2 separate regions of the Mus musculus genome follow, and region 2 is linked to region 1. A link is a loop called in an ENCODE intact Hi-C map of the cell type or tissue named here. Cell type or tissue: heart. All regions are shown on one strand.

What was found. Peaks named below come from ENCODE experiments on the same cell type or tissue, not always from the same donor. Only the 100,000 strongest peaks of a DNase experiment are listed, where the experiment ranks them.
Region 2: it touches region 1 in a loop (2.0-fold over the local background); 2 of 42 quality-filtered maps call a loop at or near these places.

The regions. Positions count from the first base shown.
Region 1 is chr2:103,070,305-103,078,304 of GRCm38, forward strand. Pdhx (pyruvate dehydrogenase complex, component X) reads right to left here and starts at 3,209. Exons shown (of 11, transcript NM_175094.5): 1 at 2,986-3,209. The coding sequence starts at 3,145. Apip (APAF1 interacting protein) reads left to right here and starts at 3,371. Exons shown (of 7, transcript NM_019735.4): 1 at 3,371-3,537. The coding sequence starts at 3,484. In heart, a CTCF peak has its summit at 4,120; a DNase peak (open chromatin) is centred at 3,317; H3K4me3 peaks cover 2,624 bases; H3K27ac peaks cover 1,571 bases.
Region 2 is chr2:103,023,751-103,031,750 of GRCm38, forward strand. It overlaps Pdhx (pyruvate dehydrogenase complex, component X), which reads right to left. Exons shown (of 11, transcript NM_175094.5): 8 at 6,528-6,586; 9 at 4,526-4,684; 10 at 415-479. Among named protein-coding and RNA genes, the nearest start is that of Pdhx, 46 kb to the right of the region's middle. In heart, no CTCF peak of the experiment used is centred here; no DNase peak of the experiment used is centred here.

The DNA of each region.
Region 1 (8,000 bases):
TGAATCCCACAAGTTGTCCTCTGACCTTCAATACATGCTGTGGCACTCCTATCCCTACCCAAATAAAAGAATAGTAAAAAAAAAAAATATAATCCAAATCTTGTCTTTTCTAAAAGCATAACAACAGAGAATTCCAATGCTGTGTCATTCTGTGATTAACACTGTGGCTTCTGGAGTCCCTGCTGTGCCTTCAGGCTGGAGGACTGCCACTTTTTCCTCTGCACACATCTTGCCTCATCATGGACTTACTTCCTAGGGTACACTGCATATACCACTGAAAACCTGTCTTCACTGTTAATCTCTCACAAGTAGTCTATAAATACTGTAAAAAAAAAAAGATGTCAAATAATTCAGGATTGCATATACAGAATTAAATATGACTGTATATCTGAATGGGCCATGTGACAGAATTCTGAGAATGTGTTTTGGTCAGGAGATCACACTTTGTAAGTAGGCTGTCACGTGCCCACTCTCTGATAGACATTTGTTCCTTTACGAAATCAGGCAAGAGATAAGTAACACTGCTTTCTCAATAAACATTTCAGTTGAAAAACTGAAAGAAGGGATTTGTTAAGCATAAATACACAGAGCACTGATTAGTGCACTTAAAACACAGCTGCAAGGCTTCACTTTTCTGAACTTTTGTAGTTTTACACAAATAAACAGCAATAATACCGAAGTTTTAGATCGTTAGAACTCAATAAAAAATTCTAAGAAGTGTTAAGCACACAGCCCATGCCATAACTCCCAAAGGCAGCCAACAAATCCCCTTTAGGGAAAACAAAACAAGAGTACTTCCAAATTTACAGATTTTAAAATCCTACATAAGTATGTGAAAGAGAAGTGGGTTCACTAAATGCACCTAATTCAGTCTCTGATGATACAAAAACCAGCTTAGTTTTATTAAAGTACGAGGATGAAAAAAAAAAAAAAAAAAAGAAAGCCAACCCTCTAAGTTCATGTTTTCTAAAATAATTAATGTATTCAAGTAGCTTAACAAAATCGTATTGGTAAGAGTTGGTAGAAAGATTCGGGCTCCACATGTAGCATAATGCCTCTATTGGAGGTCTCTGTCATAATGTCCGAAATCTACAAATATGCTATCTCACAGAACAAGACAGAATTAAGATGAACGTGGATGGAGGTTGTTATCAACTGATCCTGAGATGGGGAAAAATCCATTATCCTGCTGGGCCCAACATAGCAACAAGACTTCATCCTCTCGATGGAAGCGAGGTAGGAGGAAGTGTGGAGAGATACAAGTGTGCTCAATACTAGACTCGCTGTTACTGAGCTGGAGGAGAGACAGGAACTAAGAGCCCACAAATCTGAGAAGGCTTTGGATGGAAAAAAAAAAGCAAAAACAAACAAACAAACAAACAAACTAAAACAAAACAAAACAAGGAAACAGATTGCCTACTAGAACCTCCAAAGAAGACAATCCTGGCTAGACGCCTTGACTTTAGCCTAGTGAGATTCATTTTATACTTCTGACCCCAAAAGCTTTAAGACAATGAATGTGTACTTTAAGTGGATAGTGGGTAGTGATAATAAAACTACTCAGTTTGCCTTGGGATTCAGCACCATCTTCCTACAAATGATGCCGACAGACAAGGTGTTCAAGGTATCTACCCGGAGGTAGAGGATAAGTCCAGGTAAAATGCCAAGACTTAGCAGATGAAAACTATCCATGTGAATTTCTAAAGGCAGAAGCAGCTGACTCTAAGAAAAATCTTGGAAACTACTCATTTTTTGTGTCTAAGAACACACACTCTTTCCTTTTTAAACAGAGTTTAGGAAATTCACACTCTCAAAAAGACCTCACAAGCAAGGATAGGCCATTTCACAGGTATTTTTCCCAATCTAAGCTTTCATATTCCTCGATGTTTTGAGGCAGGGAGTCTCAAAAGTGTGCTCCATTAAACTCACAACAGTATAAGGTGCAGATTCCTGAGTCAGAGTTTCTGCTAAGTGTAGGCAAGTTCAGTTTTAACAAATGAGGACCAGGCAGAGAAAATATTATATACTATACAGTTAAAGACAATATCCAGGAAGTATTTATTAAACATTACTCCAAAAATGACTTAGGTAAATTGTCCCTATTAGCCCCTCTTTAGAAATCTCAGCACACGGATTTTATTGTTTTTCTTTTTCTTTTTTTTTGTTTTGTTTTGTGGCCTCAGACAGCTCAGAAAGTGTGGGCTAGGCCTACTGTACCAGGTGGTGGTAAGAATGATTACTTAAATGTCTAATGGTTTCTAAAACTGTTTTCTGTGCCCCCATCCTAACCCCCAGCCCATATTCATACACGTAAGGAAGAATAATGCCAGGTCTGCCATTTTATATGCTGTATGTTAAATAACGGAAGGACAGTGGGTATATCTCCGAGTTCAATATCACTGCTTAAGAACAATTTTATGTAATAGGCTGTATGAATTTCATGCCACATATTTTACTTGAAACATTCTAGCAATGTCTGTGATTCTGTATTTTCTAAGTTAAGTCTTGTATGCTGCATACATTAAGTGCAGTAAGATTTAAAGTTTTCCAATAGGGACAGGTCCTTTGAATGAATCAGTATGGGTAATAGTGGCTTTGAATGTATGGGCAGCTATATTACATTAGAGAGGAATGGTAAAATTAAAGAAATTTGACATGTGATTGATAAGGGTCTAAAATAGAGGGATTTAAAACAGACCCTCCCTAGGTGACATCGAAATTTCTCAAATTCTAAAGCAAGGTCACAGAGAAGCCATGTAGCCCTGAAGGCAGGCCAAGGACGGAACCATGCTCTCCCAAGTCTGAAGACAGTTCTTTTGCCGCATGCCATAGGCTAAGTCAGCAGGCCCGTTTCTGGGGGAGGTTGAAAGGAACAGGAAGAGTCCGCACTTAACCTCACAAACCGTGTCCCCAATCAAGAAAGCCCCTGACCCAGGCCCCATTGCTCAGCTAAAGAGAGAAGTGGAGCGAGCGCAAGCCACTCACCCTGCAGCAGCTGAGTACTGTGAAACCACCTCCAACTTGCTCCACGGTCGACAGGCCAAGCAGCAGCACCCTGAGCCAGTCCCAGGCTTCGACGGCTGCTAAATCCCAGAAGGTACCGAAGCAGCGGCTGGTTACAGTGAAGCCTCCAGGAGGCCGCCATCTTCCCGGCTTTCTCCGGGAAAGCTCGCAAGTCAACTAGATTGGCGGCCTCAAGGCCCGTCCAGGCCCCGCCTTGCATGGGCTGGCCCCGCCCACAGCGCACGCTCCCCGCCTTGGACTGGAGGACTAGTCCTTCTAACACCGCCTCCAACCTTCACGGGCACGCCCACCGGCCGGTTTGCGCCGCCGCAGATTCTCCAAAGGGACGAGGTCCCCCTCAGACTCCGCCTCTCACTCTTGCTCCGCCCCCAGGCTGCCCGCTCTGTCGCCTAATAGCGTTCTGCCGGCCGCTCAGACTTGGAACGAGCGCGGGACAGATAACGGAGCAGAGTCAGAACCATGTCTGGCTGTCAAGCTCAAGGAGACTGTTGCTCGCGGCCGTGTGGCGCGCAGGTAAGGACGGCGGTCTACAGCAGGCGAGGTGGGGTCACGGGCCGCGGGGTGGGGCTTCGGCCAGGAGCTCTAGGCGGCTAATTCCTAACCCAGTCCGCGAAAGTCAGAGGCCCCTCTGTGCTAGTAGGACTGCTCTACCGGAATTGTCAGGCACCCCAAAGGGCACTCTTTTGGGCAGTTGTCCTTGCCTATCTTACTTGACGTTATGAGGTGGGAGCTCTTGGAAATGATTCTTCTTTAAGGAAAATGGGCCCTGGGGCAACATGGGTTTTCTTTCAGTTAAACAGGACGCAGGCTTATGAAATGCCTTCTAGTGCTAAGAAAATGGTGAACTAGCGAACTAGAAGAATAAACAGCTTCGATACTAACTGATAAGCCCTGCAGAAGACTCAGGGGAAGTCCACAAAATTATATCTTTACTAACCTTTCGTCTAGCCAAGGGGTCTCAATTTAAAATAAAACAGGAAATATTTAATGCAGAGCATCTGAACTATTATTGTCTTGGAATAAGTGGCTTTTCACAAATTCTTTATAAACCTTGAAATTAGGCACGACTGAAAGGGAGATTTTGCATATAGGACACAGGTCCCTGGTGGCCATCCCTATATATGGAGAACGAGGAAAGTAGAAGCAATGTATCAGAATCAAGGTGCATTGATAGCAGACATGTTTGTCATCCCTTATTAGTAAATCTTGGTGACGGTCATCATAGAAATACAGATTTTTTTTTCATACTAAGTGTTGTGCCAGATCAGCAAAATAACCTGTGATTCAAGAGCTGTGATTGAATTTATCAAGACAGAAAATAGCCACATACAAAAAAGAAGCTGAAGATGTTTTTCAAGTATAGAAGGAGAAGTGGGTGGTTTCAGATGGTGATTTGTCAAAGACTTTTGAATACCTAGCATTTTAGATTGGCCCATATTTTGAGGAAACCACAAAGAAAACTCTAGGACCACCATATACCTCAACTAGAGATCTCATTACATGTCTCTAGCCTCTTCTTGCTGTTTGGAGGTATAGACGCAGTGTCAAATTCTGCTTTTTTGAGGGACACTTAGAAAGTCATATTCTGTGTGAAATTTCCTGATTCAAAAATGTTGGCTTGAGTTCTAAGTGTTGTGCAGATCAAATAAACGACTTTGGTCTGTGTTGGGGGGTGGGGGGTCACTATTGCTGTGGTGAAACACCATGACCAAAGAAAGCAACTTGGGGAGGAAAGGGTTTATGTTGCTTCTACTTCTACTTCACTGCTCATCATAGAAGGAAGTCCGGACAGGAGTACAGGCGAGCAGGAACCTGGAGGCAGGAACTGATACAGATGCATAGAGGGGTGCTGCTTACTGGCTTGCTCCCTCTGGCTTGCTCAGCCTGAACTCAGGACCACCAGTTCAGGGTGGCACCACTTACAACGAGCAGAGTCCTCCCTCATCAATCACTGTGAAACTCCTCTATAGGCATGCCTTCAGCCCATCTCATGGAGGCATTTTTTTTCAACCGAAGTTTCTGCCTCTCAGATGACCACAGCTTGTGCCCAGTTGACATAAAACTAGCCAACGTGAACCCCTTACTACTTTTTTTTTTTTTGTTAACGTATATGTATCCTTTAAGACTTAACTATGTGTTACCTGATTGGAAGGCTTCCCCAACAGTGAACAAAACAACCCAGCACAGTCCACAAGATATCAGTTTGAACCGTTTGATATTAGCCTTTTCTTAATGTAAGAAATACGGTCTTAGTGCACCCAGTGTTTATTGAGCAGAGCGCTATGGTATATGGTATATGGTATATGGTATATGGTATATGGTATTGTATAACTTACAAGAACATGTCTCTTGTTCCTTAGAAAACCATGCCTTGGGGGAAAACCCGGGAAGGCTTGCTTGTTTGCTGGCTTTTGATTTTTTTTAATTTTGCCTCATGTATCATGGCGTTCTATTTATAGTGACGAAAGTTCGATTTGGTTCGGTCTGACTCAGTTTGCCCTATGTGTTAGAGATTAGTATTAAGTTATTAACAACACACAGAGCACAGCAAGGATTTTGAACAAAGGTAAGTTCCAGAAGACACAGCAGGATTCTTCCCCCTCTTGCAGGTTTCTGAGAAACACAGATAGGAGGCCCATGTAGTTCATGAGTCGTAGGTGTTTGTAGTCAGTTTGCCTCTGGGTCCCTGGACTGAGGAAAGGGAAAACATTTGTGCCTTTATGACTATAGAATCACAGCAGCCTGCTTGTCATTTCACTATAGCAGTCACTGCAGGGCATCTGCCAGCAACTAGGACCTGGAGGCAGAGGCAGCTTCAATACTCTTTCCATCTACAGTATAATTTCAAAGTAAAAGAGTAGGGGTTTATAGCCGTATTGCCTGGGTTCAAATCCTGGCCCTGCTGTCAGTTATCAGGTAGACAAGTTAATCTTTTGGTATGATAGGGCTGGTATAAGGTAAAGTTGTCCATACAGCTTTAACAGTAGTGCCTGACCCACAACAAGCACTTGGCAATTCCTGTTGTTGATAGATCATACTTACTGGCATTCAGACATGCATACATACTTTGTTCTTCCTCTTGTTTAGGCTATTACCTTTCTGTTTTCCTGATCTCAGTTTCTGTTTCCTAGCAGAAGAGAACCTATTTATTAGGCTGTAGCTCTCCTATGTCTTCCATCTCTTCTTGTCTTCTAAGTCTGCCTCATAGCATAGGCTATCATTTGGATATGAGTATCCGCAAAGTCCTATATGATAAAGGCTTTTCACCCAGTTTTCGTACCATTTGGAAGTAGAAGCTCCTGTACACGATGGGGACAATCGAGAGAGTCTTATGTCATCGGGCATGTGACCCCAGAAGGCAGGGAACACCCTATGTACCTTCTTTATCTTTTGCTTCGTGGCCATTAGGTGAGCCATGGGTGCCACCATGTCCCCTTTACCATTAACACTCTGCACCCCACCAAAGGCTTAAAACTAAGAGACCCACCTGATCGTGGGCTGGGACCTATAAAACTGTATGTAAGCCCAAGCAAACCTTGCCTTATGTTAATTATCTCAGGTATTTTGTTATAGTGTCAGAAAGATGACTACTACTACTACATGCAATAGGAGATTGTTTCTACTAGACAATTTTTCCATCTGTTTCCTTATCTAGGACTCACTGCCATAACGACATTACTGAAAGAGTCTTTAGAATTTTATGCCCGCAAATTTCATCTACTTCTAAATGAAGCGAGTGAAACCCACTTTGGTCTGGCTTCCAAATACAATTCTTGAAAGCATTTGTTACTTAGGGGGCGCAGTGAGAGGGCTCAGCAGGGAAAATTGCTTACTGCCAAGCCTGGCAGCCTGTGTTCTGTCCCCAGGACCCACATGGTAAGACAAAACTAACTCCCTCAAGTTGTCCTCTGATCGAGCACACAGGTGTCATGCCCACACACATACATACACACACACACACAAATAAAACAGTTCTTTAACATGTTACTTGAAGTAGTTAAGGCTCACTTTCACCCTTTCCTAACGCAGCCCTCAGCCAGCGAAAGCTCTGCTGTCCACCTTCCTTGTGCATCTGCTGAGGAGCAGAATGCTACTGGGGACTCTACAACTCTGCTCATCAGCCTCATTTCGTCCTGGTTAGTTCATCCTCAGAAGGCATGGAAACTTCCAAAGTTAAAAATATATCCTGCTTCTCTGCCTTCACGCACAGAACCTGATCTGTAAACAATCCCATTTTCTGAACCTTCCTCTCCACCTGCACAGCGCACTGGCTCCACCCTTCAGGAGTTCAAGCATCCTTCCGTCCCAATCTACAGCTTCTTCTTCTGTGACTCCCAACCATTTTCTGCTATACACTACCATCCTATAACTGTGACGATCTTTACTACAGCAAGCTCCTCAGAGTGGGTCGTGTCGCACTGATATTTCTCCCCCCGGGGCCTAACAAAACTCACGGTTTGTTGAGTGACTGAGTGAAGCATATGATAAATGCCAGGAGACAAGTGCAAAGAGCAAATGCTGTCACATAGAACTGGAGGGAGGGTGGCCACAGCTTGCTGGAGTAAAAGCTGACCAGCAGGGTTTGACTATCTTCTTGCCTGGAAGAAAGGCATAACTTAGTTACTTACTGATACACAGCAAATCACCCCATAACTTAGCAGCTGAAAACAGCACTGCCCGTCCCATAGATGTGAGGATTAGGAAGCTCAGAGCAGCTGAGCTGAGTTATGGCTCAGGGGCTCATGAGGCAACACTCAGGCTGTTGCCAAAGCAATTGTCACCTCAAGGACAGGCTGCATCAGGAGGGTCACCCATATGACTTCTCATGCCATGGTGGCCTTCTGCATGGCTTGGCTCAGAAAAGAACAAGCGATCTCAGAGAGGGCAGGGGGGGGCTTCCAAGACCCAATGTTGAAACTGCACACCTTATGACCTCGTCTGCAATAAGTGATAGAGGAGCCACTTCTGCTGGAGTC
Region 2 (8,000 bases), 47 kb before region 1:
AAAGGACCATAATACCTACCCTATGGGGATTAAGACCAACATGGATATGTTAACAGAGATTATTTAGCATAATAATAAAATACTAGTAATAATAATACTAGTAATAATAATAATCACAAGAAAGGAAATGGCTATTTATTTATAAATAAATAAAAAATAAAGCTTAAGGATGTGGATGTCATTTTAGGATAGCTAAAAGCTAATAAAAAGAATGCTCATTTCAAAACCAATAGGCTCCTTTAGCTGTGCTAGGAAGGCCTAACTACTAAGAACAATCCTCTCTCATGTCCTGCTATCTAAATGAAGGGGTATGATCCTGAGGCTGTACTTAAAAATGTCTTCAACAAACACACGAGAAAAGGTTGACACGGACTACTTGCTTGATGCTTCGACAATTAAGAATTTAAATCTCACCTAAAAGATCCTCCTTGGTACTCCTCTGGCATCAATTTCCCATCCCGTGCTTTCTTCGACAGAACCTGAGGAAAGGACAGAGTACAGCAACACGACACAGTCATGTCAGAGTCAACTGGGTCACTGGAAGTACAGTACAGGGCACAACCTCGGCTGAAGCTCAGGGCAGGTGCTAGGTATGTAAACGGTCATCCAACTAATTACAGGAAGCTCGAGAACAGACGATCTAAGAAGTTAAGGCACTACAAAGTTCCCTGAAAAACTTTGGAGCCCTTGGTTGGCCATACACCAGTGCTGTGCAGTGGTTCCATGCCTTCTGCACAACACTGTATACTTTTCCCTATGAGGCTTAAAGGAGGTCAATCCGGTAGGTTCTGAAGAAATTACAGTATTGCATGTGTCTCATCAATTATAAGGATAACCATGCGTTTTAAATGAAGAAATAAATGTAACAGAAGACCTAGAGTTTGCTATTATATATAAATACAATTACATATATGGTAATATTAATATAATATATAATGTATATAGTAACTCTGTCTATAAAATACATATAAATGATGTCATGACAATGTTTTGCAGATTTGATTTTGGCTGTGACTTGCCTTTAACCCAACAATGACGTATTTGGGATTACTAAGGGTCAAGAAATGACTTAGCCAGGGGTCCACAGATTTTACCAGCAAGTTTTACTAAAAATACAAATTCTCTGAACAATTAGTGCATTCCAAGCACTCCTAGAATTGGATGCATGTCAATGAACAAGGAAGTTAGCATCAGACAGAACAAAGGACACAGAAATGAACTAGTTACTTGAGAGTGAGGCAACAAGGGCTACCCTGAGAACACAGGGTAGGGAAACGCATAAGCCATGGGAGATACCGAAGGCCTGTGAAGGTAGCGCTGGAACTGAGACAAAACACTGAGAAGGAGACAGCCACGCAAGGCTCCAGGAGAAACTGCATTGCCAGCATAAATCTTGGGCAAAGACCCAGGCCCCACTGCAAAACTGTTTCCTCTCTGGCCAGCCCGAGTATTAGTCTCCTCACAGCATGATCACTGGCTGCCTGAAGGCCAGATCTCACAATCCTGCAAGGCCTTTACTGCATCTTTGGTGGATGACTGGTAACTCAGTTAACTGTTCTTAACTTTGCCTCAGTCATCTTAATCCTGACCTACAAGATCTGTCTGCCACCAGAGCATCAGCTGCATAGCTCCATTCCTTTTCTTCTTTGTCCCCAATCAAGTCACTGTCACATGTGGGGTCTAACTGTTAACTCTTCAGCTATCCTCCACCTGTTCATTCCTTAAATATGGAATATGTGGTTTTGTTTGATGTTTTAGAAAACATGACTGATTTAGAGGAACGACCTCACTACTACCACAAACTACTCAGTGAGAACTGTAATGCTCAGCTGTTGAGAGCACAGGCTCTACTCTATAGAGTCCAGCTGACAGGGCTGAACAAGAGCTCTACCACTAAGCAGCACAGAAGCATACACAAATTACTTAAGTGTTTTCCTTATCAGTTTATCAATTCCATGAAATTATTATTTTGTCTTTGATAGGGTATCTTTAAAGAGGACTGAAAAGACCTAATATATATGATTGGCTTAATGCAAAAGCTAACACACAGGGCTAGCATCGTGGTGGTGATGTAGACGCTGTTAGTCCCAACACTTGGGAGGCAGAAGTAGGGAGATCTCAGTGAGCTTGAGGTCAGCCTGGCCTACAAATTAAATTCTAAGACATCCAGGACTACATAGACAGACCTCTTTCAAACAAAGAAACAAACAGCTGATACATTGGATGCCTGCTCGTGTTCATTACAGCCACTGTCGTTACTGTTATGCAAATGCCTTAAGAATTCTTTAACAAGTTCACAAAACATTCATTTAAGAGATAGACATATTAGTCTACATAGTCACAAAATGACTTTACTTCTAAAATTAAAATCACTCTAATGTTTTTCTGTTCAAACACTGTTCAAAGCATTTCACATTTGAATAAGACACAGTATAAAATCTCTGTGTACAAATTATAACAAATGGCCACTGTATAGGGACTTTCTTCTAAAATGGGGAAATTGCTTGCTTAGCTTTCCTGGAGAGAGAAAGTACAGAGGAGTAAGTATATTTACTACCAAAGAAGAGCAGCAAGCAGCTGATGCACCATGGCCACTGAGATTAAACACAGAACCCAGTTTATGCCTGGCACCCCAAAGACTCAGAGTGGCATGCTGGTCTGGGCTAGGGCAGCAGGACCCTGAGCTAGTGCTCAACAAACCCGAAAGGCTCCAGGAGGCTGCGGGGACTGCTTCCTCATCTCTTAAACCAAGGTTCTTTCACATGCAAGGTCCAGAGAATGCTAGCACTGCTATTTTAATGATGCCGTGTTACAACAGTAAGACCTGCTCAGAACCACTGAAACCTGTAATAGTTAAAAGCTAATGCACACCAAGATTAGAAAACCCTTGCTCTACAGATCAGTGACTTCCACCTAACATTTTAACACGGTTACCTCAACACTTAGTCTCCTTTCACCTTTGCAACACTGAAGCCCATGTTTCTCAATGGTGCTAAAAATCCTTGACATATAAAATTCATGAACTGTCCCTTGAACCTGTAGCTTCACTTTGTGGTGTTTCAGTTACCCTGTGGTCAACCCCAGGCTAACAATATTAAATGGAAAACTCTAGATATGAATAGTAAGTTTGAAATTACATGCTCTTCTGAATAGCCTGATGAGAGGACGCACTGCCTCCTGGTCCAGCTTTCTCATGCTGTACACACTTCCAACCCATAGACACAGAGCAACTCTCTCCAGCAGATCAACTCTCCCGGCATCACCACAGTGCTCACGCTCACCTAATCCCACTGTACTTAACTATGTTTCCAATGGGCAAGAGTAACGATGCTGGCAGTTTTACTACACTGCAGTGTAGTACTGTTCTACTTTATTGTTATGTTAAACTTGTAATGTGCCTGATTCATAAACTGAGCTCTGCACAGGTCTGTATGTACAGGGAAAAGTACATACAGAGTTTTTTCCGGCTTGTTATCCCTTGTGGGCCAAAAGAAATGACTTATGTTAAATCCCAGAAAAACCAGATTATTTTAACTGACCTAATTAGTACAACTTTTCAATTAAGGAAAAACTGTTGCATTCTAATCTTTAAAGATATTAAAGTTTCAATATAAAGACTTTAGTGTGATACTTCTGCCAAAAAAATGGCCTTGGGAATTACAGTGGCTGTCAAAGTTGACTGGTACGCATCCCTACCTTGTAGTGTGGTTATGTGCTAGTGACAACAACAGAAGCCTTCGTACTGGAACTTCAAAAATTGCTTTTCAATAGATTCAGGAAACTTTTGGGAATGTTAATTACTTTCAGTGGTCTTAATTTACAACTTTAAAATCTACTTGAAATAACACCAGGATGGCTAGTCTTATGTCAGCATGACATACACACTAGAGTTAAGGTTAATTCAGACAATGCCTCTATAAGATCCAGCTGTAAGGCATTTTCCTAATCAGTTATTGATGGGGGAGGGGCAGCTCATTGTGAATGGTGCTGTCCCTGGGCTGGTGGTCCTAATTTCTATAAGAAAGCAGGTTGAGCAAGCCATGGGAAGCAAGCCAGTAAGCAGCACCCCTCCACGGTCTTTACACCATCTTCTGCCTCAAGGATCCTTTCCTGTTTGAACTCCTGTTCTTATTTTCTTCAACGATGAACAGTGCTGTGGAAGTGTAACCCAAATAAAATAAACCTTTTCCTCTCCAGCTTGCTTTTAGGTCATGGTGTTTGGTCACAGCAAATAGAAACTCTAACTAAGACAATTTTTAAGACTGAATTTTGGACTTTGGAAATTAAGCTTTTGCCCAGAACATGAATGAAGCTGACCTCTAATTTACATGCATATTAATTTTAGAATTTTAAAACATTAAATATTCTTACAGGTGCCTTGATAAAAACTGAAAACCTTAATAAGTACCTGAGATCACCCCCTCACCCTACACCTCACCCCACACACACACACGCACAGGCTCTCAAGCAGGAGCTAAGATGAAAGTACAGTTAACAGTTTGAAAGCAGTCTTCTGGACACATACCTTTACAGAGTCAGCGATCTCCTGAATGCCCTTAGCGGCTGCATCTTTTATGATTGGTGTAATTAAACCTTTATCTGTTGCCACAGCCACTGAAATGTCAACAGAGGGCAGCTGCTTTGGGCCTTCTCCATCCCAGGTGACATTAACCCCAGGCATTTGCTGTAAGCAGGAAAAGACATGCTATGAAGGAAGCAGCCTGAGACCATAGTCAGAGAAATATGACTTACACTATTGTTGATGTGAATACAGCTACAGAAAAGGAAATACATAAAACTTTGGTTTGGGAAAAAAAATGAACATTGATTACTGTTCATATTTGGGAAGAACAAACACTGTTCAGCAGTACGCATGACTAAGAAAATCCTGACGGTATACATGTTTTGAACTACATGAACTTCAATAGGAACTTGAAGGGGACAGTGTAGCAGAAAACAGTAGTGACACTCAACCACTTTCCTTTGGCATGAAAACTCAACTTTGTTAGCACAACTCTGAAATACATATTAACAAGCCCTCAGTAAATGAGCCTTCTATTTAAAATCAATTTCCCAAGCATCACAAACAGGAGATAGACATTACACACACAGGTACAGACTTAGAGAGAGAACTACCCTGAAGAACAAAAAGAACATTCAAAATGGCTAACTGCCTAGATGGTGTGTATTGATGTTGCCAAATATCACAGGGCAAATCTGGGGCTGAACACAGAAACCAAAAGCCAATTCATCTTCTCAGAAATTCTGTGCTTTCTGCGGAGTAAGACCAAGAGTCCAGGGACGTCACTTAACAATGGGAAGCACAGCCTGATTCTGTTTTGCCTCTCTCATGTCACTTCTGCACTATGAGGGTGACATTTTCACTCTATCTAGATTATTTTATTCTTTTATCTCAGAATCAGCCAGTTATTATTATAATTTCTCTGTAACTGTTCATTCACAACAATGCCACAATGTTAAAAGATCCTCAACAGATCCCAAATTCTTCAATACAAAGAACAGGGGGCTAGAGGAGTGCCAGGTTGAAAGCATGCACTAGTCTTGTAGAGGATCAATGCTTGATTCCCAGCATCTGCATCAGGCACCTCGAAGCTGCCTGAAGCCCTCTTCTCGAGTGCAGGAGCATGTTCGAGTGCACACAAACGCGCACGCGCACATGCACACGTGTACAAGCCCATATATAAAACACACCAAACCCCCAACAAGGAAGACTATTTTGGAATGACATTTAATCAATGAATACATAATGAAGACCCACGGAAAATGATCTAAGTTGGATTCAAAACAATATTCAAACTCTTAACCCTTTTAAGGAATTATTAAAATGAATTCCACACTCAAGTTTTCTAACCACGCAGACCTAAGGAAAGGAAGAAACATATAATAGCTGAGTGGGGAAAACAAGCTGGTAACGATACAAGCAAGGTGGCGCTTAGAGCATCTCAGGCAACATCAACATGGACAACCACAGCAGCCAGAGGCTCTGGGCTTAGATAATTGGGAAACTGCATGAGAGGAGCAACTTTCTGGGAGCTAGATGTTTTAAAAATGAAGAGAAGACTGCAAATTCAGGCACAAAGCAGTATCTACAAAGTAAAGGAGAAAGCACCAAAATCAACTAGATCCAGTTATTTTACTAGGAAACTGCAAACCTCTATTAATTACTTAAAGTGTGGATGGATAAAGATAAAGAGAAGAGAGCCAGAATTCACTTTGACCAGGCCCTGGGTAACTGTGAAGCAGCAGTATAGGTGATGCGGGCTTCTGCTGACCACCCCTCATCTCCAGTGCTGGCTGGCCCTTCTCCGAGGACAAGGGATCAAACAGTGTGGACTGTACAGATGCTCTTCATTCTGCTACAATTACTTTGGGAACTCTTTTGATTCTCAGTTTCCTTACCTGTAAAGCAACTAAACTAAATAATACAATATTTTAGCAACAAAAGTATACACATTTTAAGCCAAGAGACACTTAAAAGCCACAATTATTTTGGTTTGGCCACTTACTTTAAGAGTAACAGCTGCTGCTCTGATGATAAAGTCATTTACTGAGACTTTAATGTCATCTGAAAGAAGAATAAGTTATTAATTAATTATTAATATTAAAACCAGTATTTGTAATACTTTAACACTGGCCCTTGTGATATCAAACTGGTAGAGTATGGAAAAGTCTGGCACACAGTGATGAAAAACAAGTCTGTTTGCTTTGTGAAACACATTTCCTTGCTTAGCAAAACATGGATTGCATGAAGTGCTACACACGGGGCTAAGGGAGAGCACACCGTTTACTTGTAGGGTGGAGTACAGTCTACAGGTAACCTGTGCTTACCATGCTCAGGCCTTGCATTCAGTTTTCAGGATTCGTCCATCAGAACGTTCACTTCTAAGCCCTGATTAGCATTTTGTGAAGGCATTCAGCAAGCGTGCACATGAGCTGGGAGAGCACAGCACCACTATGACTGAATAGAAGTCCCAACTACCATGGCTCTAAAGGGCAAACAGTCTCTGTACTCGTGTGCCGGTCAGTCTTCTTCATTTTCAAATGGCTCTGTTCTGTGCACATTTTATAATACATTGATAATATTAGAAGAGTAGAGTATGTAAATATATCAAATAGATGATTGTGTTTGTAAAGAGTGCTTAAATTTCCCCTTTATCTAACAGAGTGTATGACAAAAAGAATTTAAGACAAGCACCTTTAAATATAAAACAGGGTCACTAAATGGGAGCTCCTTTTTAGCTCAGTGCCACAGCAGCCGTATGCCAGCCTCTGGCAGCACTCAAGTCCATCACCTTACCTAAAAGCCTGTTCTCTTCGTACTGCAGCCTGAAGACGGCCCCTGCCCTTCCTCACTTTCTTCCTTTCCACACTTACATTCACTGGCTTTCTTGGTTGCCCAGACTCATCCAGTTTTCTTCTCCTGTCTACTCATTTACTGTTGGCCCCCTCTCTCCATGTCCCTGCAACCCAGACGGGAACTTGAAGACTGGTGATTCTGATGCCATCTAGAAGACGGTTACCATACCTCCAAAATTGTATTTCTAACCTTACATACTCAGAGCTTCGGGACCATACATTCAGCTGCATACATAAGATGCTCTCTACCTCCAAAGCAAGACCTCTCAAATCTAATGTATGCAAAGGTCACTTCATCTCAAGTACTTTTTAAATAAAAATCCCTTACTATGGGAAATTTCAAGTCCTAGTAGTAGTAATTAACACATACATAATTAAAAACTGAATATGGTAATGTACACCTGGAGAGCAGGGATAGGATGATCATGAGTTTCTGTGGGCTACACAGACAGAACTTACCAGAACATCCAACCAATCAGCTAACCAGCCAACTAAACAATCAACTAAACCCCAAGTATCAATTAAAATCCCAGACATAAAGAGTTTCACTCTTAAACTCTATCAACATTAAAGAGAGAACCCTATTGTACTAAACATTCTATAGCATATAGGAGTAAGACACA